Regions from separate parts of the Mus musculus genome. Here region 1 is linked to region 2. The links are chromatin loops, found by intact Hi-C in ENCODE. Cell type or tissue: heart. All regions are shown on one strand. Region 1 has its middle 29 kb from the start of Nxf7. Region 2 has its middle 27 kb from the start of 3632454L22Rik.

What was found. Peaks named below come from ENCODE experiments on the same cell type or tissue, not always from the same donor. Only the 100,000 strongest peaks of a DNase experiment are listed, where the experiment ranks them.
Region 1: it touches region 2 in a loop (27-fold over the local background); 13 of 42 quality-filtered maps call a loop at or near these places.

Annotation. Positions count from the first base shown.
Region 1 is chrX:135,566,965-135,571,964 of GRCm38, forward strand. No RefSeq gene overlaps it. Among named protein-coding and RNA genes, the nearest start is that of Nxf7, 29 kb to the right of the region's middle. In heart, a CTCF peak has its summit at 2,683 (motif pointing right); no DNase peak of the experiment used is centred here.
Region 2 is chrX:135,084,643-135,089,642 of GRCm38, forward strand. No RefSeq gene overlaps it. Among named protein-coding and RNA genes, the nearest start is that of 3632454L22Rik, 27 kb to the left of the region's middle. In heart, no CTCF peak of the experiment used is centred here; a DNase peak (open chromatin) is centred at 2,719.

The DNA of each region.
Region 1 (5,000 bases), 480 kb after region 2:
GAAAGGGAGAGAAAGGGAGAGAAAGAAAGAAAGAAAGAAAGAAAGAAGGAAAGAGAGAGAGAAAGAAAAAGAGGAAGGGAGAGAGAAAGAAAGAAAGAAAGAAAGAAAGAAAGAAAGAAAGAAAGAAAGAAAGAGAAAGGAAGGAAAGGAGGGTGAAGGGAGGAAGTGGGAGGGAGGGGAAAAGAAGGAGGGAGAGGGAGAGGGAAGGGAGGGTGGGAGGGTGGGAGAGGCAGGGGAAGGGAGGAAAGGGAAGGGACAAAGGAAGGAAGAAAGAGAAGATGGAGCCGGGCGTGGTGGCGCACGCTTTTAATCCCAGCACTCAGGAGGCAGAGGCAGGCGAATTTCTGAGTTGAAGGCCAGCCTTGTCTACAGAGTGAGTTCCAGGAGAGCCAGGGCTATGCAGAGAAACCCTGTCTCGAGAGAAAAAAAAGAGAGAGAGAGAGAGAGAGAGACAAGATGGGAGATTTGGACAGGAGTGGTGGCAATGCCACTGAACAGGGTCTAAGAAGGGAGTAAAGACTGGATATGACCAAATACAATGTTTGAAATTCTCAAATAATAAAAGTATAAGGATAATTTCCCTTCAGTGTATACTTATATAAATTGGACATGGTGTTACATGCAAATAATCCCAATCCCAGCCCTCTGAAACCTAGGGCAAGAGGATTGTTTGTTGAAGCCATCTTGGGCTACATAATGGACTGCTGTCTTAGAATAAGGAAACTCACACTGATACACACACACACACACACACACACACACACCTAACATATGCATGCATACACACTTGCACCTAACATATGCATGCACACATATACCCGTAACATATGCATTCATACACACACACCTAACATATGTATGCACACACACATCTAACATATGCATGCACACACACACCTAACACACACACACCTAACACACACACACACACACACACACACAAACCTAACATATGCACTCACACACAGACACCCACACCTAATACACTATACGCATGCTTTCCTGGTAGTTTCTCTCTTCTCCACTTCCAGGACTGCAGTGGTGAACACAGTGCTCTATGACTTGTCCACCAGGCTTCTTGATTCCACCCCCAAGAATCTCTAATTTTCCTCCGTTCCTCCTCTGATGCAAATGGAGCGATTGGGAATACTCTTCACCTATTAAGTCCAGTAGCTCTTTCCTTTTCCTTTGTGGAGACAGATATACAGCTCCTGGCTTCTTGTGTGGAGAGAAACCACATCATCACAAGCCACCCACCAGCCTGTGTGATTCTTAGATTTGGAGTGTGAGCAGCAGCTCATAAAGAGACCTTGAGCATTCCAGTGAAATTCTCATTTTGTTCCTTTTAGGATACTGTATGTGTCTGCTGACAGTCTCCATCCAGTCATGCACTGTGGACATCTAACAGTTGGTTTTGTATCGAATCTATTGGTAGCTGTTTCTTCTCTGTGGTTTTCTTGGTTCCCACATCTCTAGCGTGTATCTGTTGACAGACAGGTCCCTTCCTTAGTATGTGTCACAGTTTACTCAATCTCTACATACAAACTTTTTCTGACTATAAGCAATGACTGCTACTCTGTCCCACACAGTTTGTTGAAGTGAGCCCAGGCTGCTGAATGGGCTTGGCTCTCCACAAGTCCAGTTTAAACCTGTTTAAACCTGGTTGGCATGTATATGTGGTGTCCTTTTCTCTGAGGGCTAGAGGTCTCTTCCTGCCCACCTTCTTGTTGAGTGCCCACAACTTCCAGAATGTATTTATACACTTTGCTGCCTGAGTGGGAGGCAATTCTCAGCACTGAGGGACATCAGGGGTGTTCTCTGGAGACCCCAAGATGGCTTCCATTACACAGACAGAGCTTGGAGGTCTCAATGCGTTGTGCATTTCTGTATCTCTACACTGTGCAGCCTCTCTCCTCTGATTCTCTGCCACCAAGGTATCCACCTACCCCAGTCTCCCCAAGGAACACAAGGGAGAGACCTCTTGGCTCCATCTGGTGGAATTGAAACTCTGGCAAACAGAAACAGTGGAGAATGTGTGGCTCTTTGGGATAATACTGTGCTTCCTGTCAGCTGCTGCCTGCCCTGCACTTCTTGGGTTTGTCCGTTGCTAACTGCTAGTTCTGCTGGGGATGGCCATTGCTTGTGACTGGCAGAATGTAAGTGTGTATTTTCTCTTTCACAACAGGTTGTGTTCTCTAGATCTGGCTCTGCTGCTTTGTACCTAGGTCTTTAAATTCTTTTAATTAAAGGAGAGTTGCACCATCCCCCACTCCTCTCTCCAACCCCTGTCCTGTCACCTCTGTTCCTCCTAAAAATTGATAGCCTCTTACCTGCTGTGTGTTCTTAGTGCTGTTGTGGGTGTAGCTTCCCTGACATGGATAGAAGGTCCAATCTTGCACCAGACCTTCCTGGTATCTTACACTTTCTGCCTTCTCTCCCACTATGGTCTCTGTGCCTAGCATATTAGGGTTGTGTTGTATGTGGATGTATCAGTTTGGCCTGGGCAACCAAAATAAGTTTTTCTCTGAGTTTGGAGCACTACAGATTTCAGCAATGGTCTCTGTGTGAAAGAAAAACAATTTACATTTTAATTTTTTTTAGGTTTTGTTTTATTTTATCTTTTTGTGTGCATGGGAGTTAGGCCTGGACCAAGGTCTCTGTACTCTGTGCATGGACATGCAGTTCCCTAACATGCCAGTAGAGGGAGGCAGACCCCTTGTTGCTGCAATCTCACAGAGATGTTTGCCAACATATTGGAGCTCAGGCATTGAATACAGGTCTTCTGGAAGAGCTGCAGTGCACTGAACTGCTGGGCCATGTCTTTGGCTGCCATCACCCGAAGAGAGGATATATTTAATGAGTAGCGATATCAGCACTTGTCTGTGGCTATAAGTATTTGGAAAGCAGTGAGGAATTACCCTGATTCAAGAAGAACCAAGAGAAACAGGAGAAAGTGCCTGTAGCATGTTCTCCTTTATGGGGCATAACCTCAAAGGACAAGAGTAGTTGGCTAGTAGCACATGTGATCTGTCTCCTATTGATCAAGCCGTCAGTCCAATTGCTGCTTTTCCCCATGATTTAAATGCCACTATTGCACATTTAGGAAAATGCTGTTTAAATGCCGCTATTGCACATTTAGGACAATGCTGGTCATTGTTAAGATTCATAGGCAACAATGCTGGGGTTATTGCTTTCTGCACGTGGCTACTTGCATAGCACCTTCTGATACTGTGTCAGCTAGACCCACAGGAGGATGCTTTTAGTCAGACCTAGCTTGAGTCCTCGCAGCCCTATGTCCAAAGTGCCAGGTGTCTTCAACAATATGGGCTTTTCTTAAATTCTGGGAGGCAAAAAAAGGGGAGTGATGATAAATCATATTGTCTGTGGCCGTCTCCTGGACTCCTCTGAGCAAAAACTCGAAAGGAGATTATTCATGCCTGGTACTGTGCATTTATTTTTCAGCAGTCTATGGCTCTTAGAGGAAGAATTTTATTTAAAAAATGAATGTTCATATGTACATGTAATGTTTTGTAAATATAAAATAATAAGTGCACTGTGGATATCTCAAGTGTCCTTATTGCTATTTATGTCTGCTCCCTCTTTAAGCTCACCCTATTTTTTTTTCAAGTTTCCTTTTCATATTGCATGTTCAGCACTATGGTCCTTTATGCTTTCATGGTTTCTATGGTAATCCAAGACATATACTCACATCCAAGGCTCTAGAGTTAGGAACCACAGACAATTGGGAACCTGTGGCATTCATGTTTCTAGGTCTGGGCTACCTCACCCAATGCCTTTCTTTTCTAGTTCAGACCATTTGGCTGCAGCGTTCATGATTTCATTTTTCTTTCCAGCTGAACAGTATTCAGTACTAGCAGGCAAGTACCTGTAACTTCCCCAACTCAGCCTGATCAGGATTGACTGTTAGCACTAGGAGAGCATGGGGGTGGAGCCTGCCACCCTATCCATCTGCCACTCCCCCTGCTACTACCTGCTGCCTAGCTGTTCCGGAGACAAATCGTGGTCACCTGCAACTGGACTCCAAGGATGATTTGGCAGGAATGGGCCCCTCCCCACTTCTTCATAACCCGGTGCTCCGAATAGTAAAATTGAGCTTTGATCAGGACATTTGTTGTCTTAGCTCCCTTCTTTCTCTCGTCCATCTAGTTCCCTTTCTTTCAGCTCCAGTCTGCCACTTCAGCCAAACCCCATTCCTCGAGAGCTGCTGGACGGCACGCAACAAGTACCAAATCATCATTGTCCGTGGATCTGCTGAAGGACATTAAGGGTGTTACCTTAATGCCTTAGATAGTGTGAATCAAGTGGTAAGGAATATGGCTGAACAAATATCCGTGGGGTAGGATGTTGGATCTTTTGGACATGTGCCTGCCAAGGAGTGGAATAGCTGGATCAAGGTCACACAGTATATTCATATGTAGGTTGCTGAGAATTCTGAAACCTCACTATCTCCTAGGCACAACACAAAGGAACACAGCGAGCTTCCTGGTGCTTTATGACTATCCAGTGACACATTGTGTGCCTGACTCTTGGTTAAATCAGCTGGTGCATGGAGACACTGACATTATACTATCACTAGTGACACCAGTGGAGACACTCTTGGTCTCCTGTTCTTCCCATTTCTGTAAAGTCTTGATCCCCCTGCCTCGGTTTTCAAAGTGTTGGGATTAAATCTCTACCTCAGGGAAACTTGAAAGGACATGGCCAAAGAACATTACACATGCCCTTTGGTTACCTCTTGGACACTCTGCCCTTTGGTTACCTCTTGGACACTTCCCTTTGGTTATATATTGAACACTCCCTGTAGCAGAATACTGTCTTCCACGGGAGCTCGACCATTATTCCATATGCTGTCTGCATGAGTGAGAGGAGAGTCCTCTGCAAAGATAGGCAGAGTGAGCAGACTTGGGGTAGAAGGGACCACACTGAGGGAAGAATGCCACATTTCAGCAGCTGGAACACATGCATTTGCCTTCCTAGAA
Region 2 (5,000 bases):
ACCCACTGCTCTGAGAGTATAGAAATGTCGGGGACTTGCCTGACCATTCATTCCCTGTAGTAATGGTAATCTGGTGATATATGGAGTAGTGGTTGGACCCCCTGGATGTTAGGCACGTCCATCCTAGGAGTCTCTTGGCTCTATATCATTTTGGAAGATCTGTGTGATTCACAAACTGTAATCGTGGTGGACAGACCTAGAGTCTCATTTAAATGAGGCTTCAAGATCCATGGAAGCCAAGAAGTCCTGTCAGGAAGGGCAATGGGAAATGGGAGACCTAGAAGGAATTGGGGGTAGAGGGTAGTGGAGGGGGCAGCACAGCTAGACTCTGAGCTATCTCTTTTGTAACCTAGGAATGCTCAGACTGCCCCCCCCCACGAATCAATAGTGCAGAGCATGGTATGGCTTGCTCCTGAGCATAGATCCACCAGAGATTCCTTAATCCCATCACTTGCTACAGACTGATTTTCACATTCCTCAGACATGATCTGCTGGCTCAGGCCTCTAACCAGAAAGGAGTTGAGGAAATGCACCGAGGACCCCATTTTGGACTTCTGAGTTCAGATCCTGCACAGGGATTTGGATTTGCACTCTCCAACTGTGCAGAACGATCTGAAGGTGTCTAGTGAGTGAGGGATGGATGCACAGAGCATTCTTAAAAGTAGCTAGGTGAGGCAGGGACGGTTTCCCTGGGTAACTGGTAGACCATGAGGCTTGGCACCAGCAGATGCTACCTGAGTCTTCTGCCCACAAGGAAGGGCTACTTCCCACATACAGCCCAGGCACAGTTGGCTTGATTCCTATGAGGGAAGAATGGGACAAGTGTGGGAAGGAGTCTCAGAGTTCCCACAGGTTGCAGATTCAATAAGAAGTTGTTTTGCTTCCCCCCAGAGCCCCAAGAACGACTCTTCTTGGCTAGGTCCAAATATGTTATCCTGATTCACATGCTGCAACTTCCTTCAGTGCTCATGGTCACTTCCCATGATACCTCTTGCATGGAGGTGCAAGTCTTTGTGTGTGTGTGTGTGTGTGTGTGTGTGTGTATTAGTACTTGAGCTCTAGTTATTTTTGTCTTCTTTTTTCTTTTTTGATTTTTTATTAGATATTTTCATCATTTACATTTCAAATGCTATTCCCAAAGCCCCCTATAACCTCCCCCGGCCCTGCTCCGCAACCCACCCACTCCCACTTCCTGGTCCTGGAAGAGTCCCAACTTTCGTGATCAGAGACTCCTGAGATGAAGCACAAAGTAGAGAAACTCACACCAATACCACCGTTCTGTTGCTGGGTACCCTTGGGATGCAAATTCAACCTCACTGAGTCATAGTTTCCCAGGACTGAAAGTCTCCCGGTTTCTTGAGCGAATGCATCGCCTGGTCAAAAGGAAAGGCAGAGCCAACACAGAACAGCGTCAGGACTGGGCAGATAAGCCAGTCTTCTGAGAAGGAGCCAATGAGATTGCGTATCAGACCCATCAGCTGCCGGTGGGTACCATCCACCGTACTCCATGTTAGTTTCTCAAAAATATTTGAAAATTTAAAACTCTTCTGCATATGGGTGTTTTCCCCTGGGTTTTAGACTGTGTTTAAAGTAGCAGGCCTGTTTTTCCTTCTGTGAAGCTGTTCACAGATCAGCCTTAGCCTAAGGCTTACAGAGCACTGCAGAAGGAGTGGAAAGAATGCGAGGGATGTGAAATGTTATCTTCAGGCTATCACACAGCCATTTTGAGCATGCTCTCACTCACAGCAGCTGTGGCGGTTGCCTTCACTGGTTAGGTACAAAGCTGGGCCTGCCAGCAGCAGAGAAGAGAATGAGGATCTGCTCTAGGGGGCTCTGCCCCTCGTGGGTGAACTTTGGCCAACTGAAAGATTCAAGGACTGGACACTTGTTGCTTGGGCTGTGTACCAGAAAATGCACGCTCGGGTATTAATGGACAGTGCCAAACCTCTGACCACACAGAGAGATCTGGTCAAAAACAGAGGTTTCGTCATGAAATAAAACAGACGTGAATGCATGAATGTGGGAAAGCGACCTGTAAGGAGGTGGGGGATAAAAGGGGCTGTGGAGACAAGAGAGACAAGAAGCTTCAGCTTCTCTGGAAAGCACTCCTGCCACAGGAGGCGTGGTCTGCAAAGGGGCTGGGCAAGACTGCCACAGGAGGCGTGGTCTGCAAAGGGGCTGGGCAAGACTTCCGCAGGAGGCGTGGTCTGCAAAGGGGCTGGGCAAGACTGCCACAGGAGGCATGGTCTGCAAAGGGGCTGGGCAAGACTTCCGCAGGAGGCGTGGTCTGCAAAGGGGCTGGGCAAGACTGCCACAGGAGGCATGGTCTGCAAAGGGGCTGGGCAAGACTTCCGCAGGAGGCGTGGTCTGCAAAGGGGCTGGGCAAGACTGCCACAGGAGGCATGGTCTGCAAAGGGGCTGGGCAAGACTGCCACAGGAGGTGGGGTCTGCAAAGGGGCAGAGCAAGACTGTCACTTGAGGCTTAGTCTGCAAAGGGGCTGGGCAAGACTGCCACAGGAGGCGGGGTCTGCAAAGGGGCGGAGCAAGACTTCTGCAGGAGGCGTGGTCTGCAAAGGGGCTGGGCAAGACTGCCACAGGAGGCGTGGTCTGCAAAGGGGCTGGGCAAGACTGCCACAGGAGGCGGGGTCTGCAAAGGGGCTGGGCAAGACTGCCACAGGAGGCGGGGTCTGCAAAGGGGCAGAGCAAGACTGTCACAGGAGGCTTAGTCTGCAAAGGGGCTGGGCAAGACTGCCACAGGAGGCGTGGTCTGCAAAGGGGCTGAGCAAGACTGCCACAGGAGGGGTGCTCTGCAAAGGGGCTGGCCAAGAACTGCAACTGGTCAGGCTACTCACACCACACACAGCACAGCCACCTCCCTAGAGCTTGCCCACAGCCAGGGAAAGTGGTTTCACTTACCACACTCATGGCAATTCTGGAGAACATTGGCAGCAAAGCCTTTTAGTCTCCATGACCCAGAACCCCCTAAGCCCTGCAGATAGCCCAACAATGACTGTCACTGAGGATCTGCAGGCCCACACTCAACAAAGTTCTTCCTCAGAGTCCATCTGCATGCTTGCCTCAGGCTGCCTGGACAAAGCAATGAAATTTAAAGGGAGCCAGGAGGAATCATTGTAGTGGGGACAGGTGGTGGCTTATTGGAGGGGCAAGTAAGGGAGTGGGAGGAGATGCTGAAGTTTTGAGGGAGCACTGTAGAAGAAGAGGTCGATGCAGTGGGCGGGGCTTGTGTAAGGTGGGGTCAGTGGCCTAGGCCAGTGCTGTGACCTTGAGGTCCTCTGGGTTCCCAGCTGGAGGCCGTTGTCCTACTATAAACAGGCAGTTAAAGGAACAGTGTGGGGACATCGGCATCAAGGATCTCAGGACAGTATGGAAGAAGGACATGTTTCCCTCGGGAAGCCTCTTCTCAGGTGGCATTGGGGGTGTAGCTCTCAGGATCCAGTGAGCCCCTTCTCAAGGCCTGGAAGGAGAGATGGCTCAGAGTTGAGCTCACAGCCGTTTCCTTCTGATGATGCATTGGGAAGGAGAGATTCAGTTCATCTTCAGGGAATCTAAGTATTTATACTTGCAGGGTCTGAGTCTAGTATTGTGTTAGGTGGGAGGGGTTAACAGTGTGCTGTAAGTCACTGGGAGAGAGTCTTTGTAGTCATTTGCCTGCAGAACACAGGGAAGAGGGAGGGTAGCCTCTCCTGTTTTCCCAGGCGTCCTAGGTGCAGGTTAAGACCAATGTACTGGGAAAACGAAATAGATATTTGAAGGTGAAGAATCGATCTGAACTTCCTGGTGTATCTCAAACAAATAGCGACAGGTTACAGATTGTACATAGCAAATGAAACTACACACTGACTTGATAATTTGTAATTGGGAGTCCCTTGTAAGCTGCCATTGGGGAAAGGTTTCTATATACGGCAGAAAAACCAGAACTCATAAAGGAAGCTGGTGGGAGTAATGATGGATGAATTTATATTCGTACACAGAAGTCTGAGAAAGTAGCAGAAGGAAATTGGAAAGCCAAGAGAGGCACCGGGCAAAGAGAGAATGTGTATTGTTCATATCATGATGTTTCTGACATACAACAAAGGGAGCTGTGTACAGGATGTAAATCTGATAGTGGAGAGGCAATGATGGAAGCCTATAACAGCAACACTTGAAAAACCAAGAAAGGCAGGAAGATCAAGAGCTTCTGGCTAGCTTGGATGACGGTGTGACCTTCTGTGAAAGGAAAGTGCTAGGCCAAAGGAACACACAAGGAGCCCAGTGTCAGCAAGAGAAACATGGAAAAGCAGGTGGCCTCTGAATGTGTCAAATAGACCAAGCCCAGTTTCTAGGAAGGCAAATGCATGTGTTCCAGCTGCTGAAATGTGGCATTCTTCCCTCAGTGTGGTCCCTTCTACCCCAAGTCTGCTCACTCTGCCTATCTTTGCAGAGGACTCTCCTCTCACTCATGCAGACAGCATATGGAATAATGGTCGAGCTCCCGTGGAAGACAGTATTCTGCTACAGGGAGTGTTCAAGATATAACCAAAGGGAAGTGTCCAAGAGGTAACCAAAGGGCAGAGTGTCCAAGAGGTAACCAAAGGGCATGTGTAATGTTCTTTGGCCATGTCCTCTAAAGTGTCTCTGAGGTAGAGATTTAATCCCAACACTTTGAAAACCGAGGCAGGGGGATCAAGACTTTACAGAAATGGGAAGAACAGGAGACCAAGAGTGTCTCCACTGGTGTCACTAGTGATAGTATAATGTCAGTGTCTCCATGCACCAGCTGATTTAACCAAGAGTCAGGCACACAATGTGTCACTGGATAGTCATAAAGCACCAGGAAGCTCGCTGTGTTCCTTTGTGTTGTGCCTAGGAGATAGTGAGGTTTCAGAATTCTCAGCAACCTACATATGAATATACTGTGTGACCTTGATCCAGCTATTCCACTCCTTGGCAGGCACATGTCCAAAAGATCCGACACCCTACCCCACGGATATTTGTTCAGC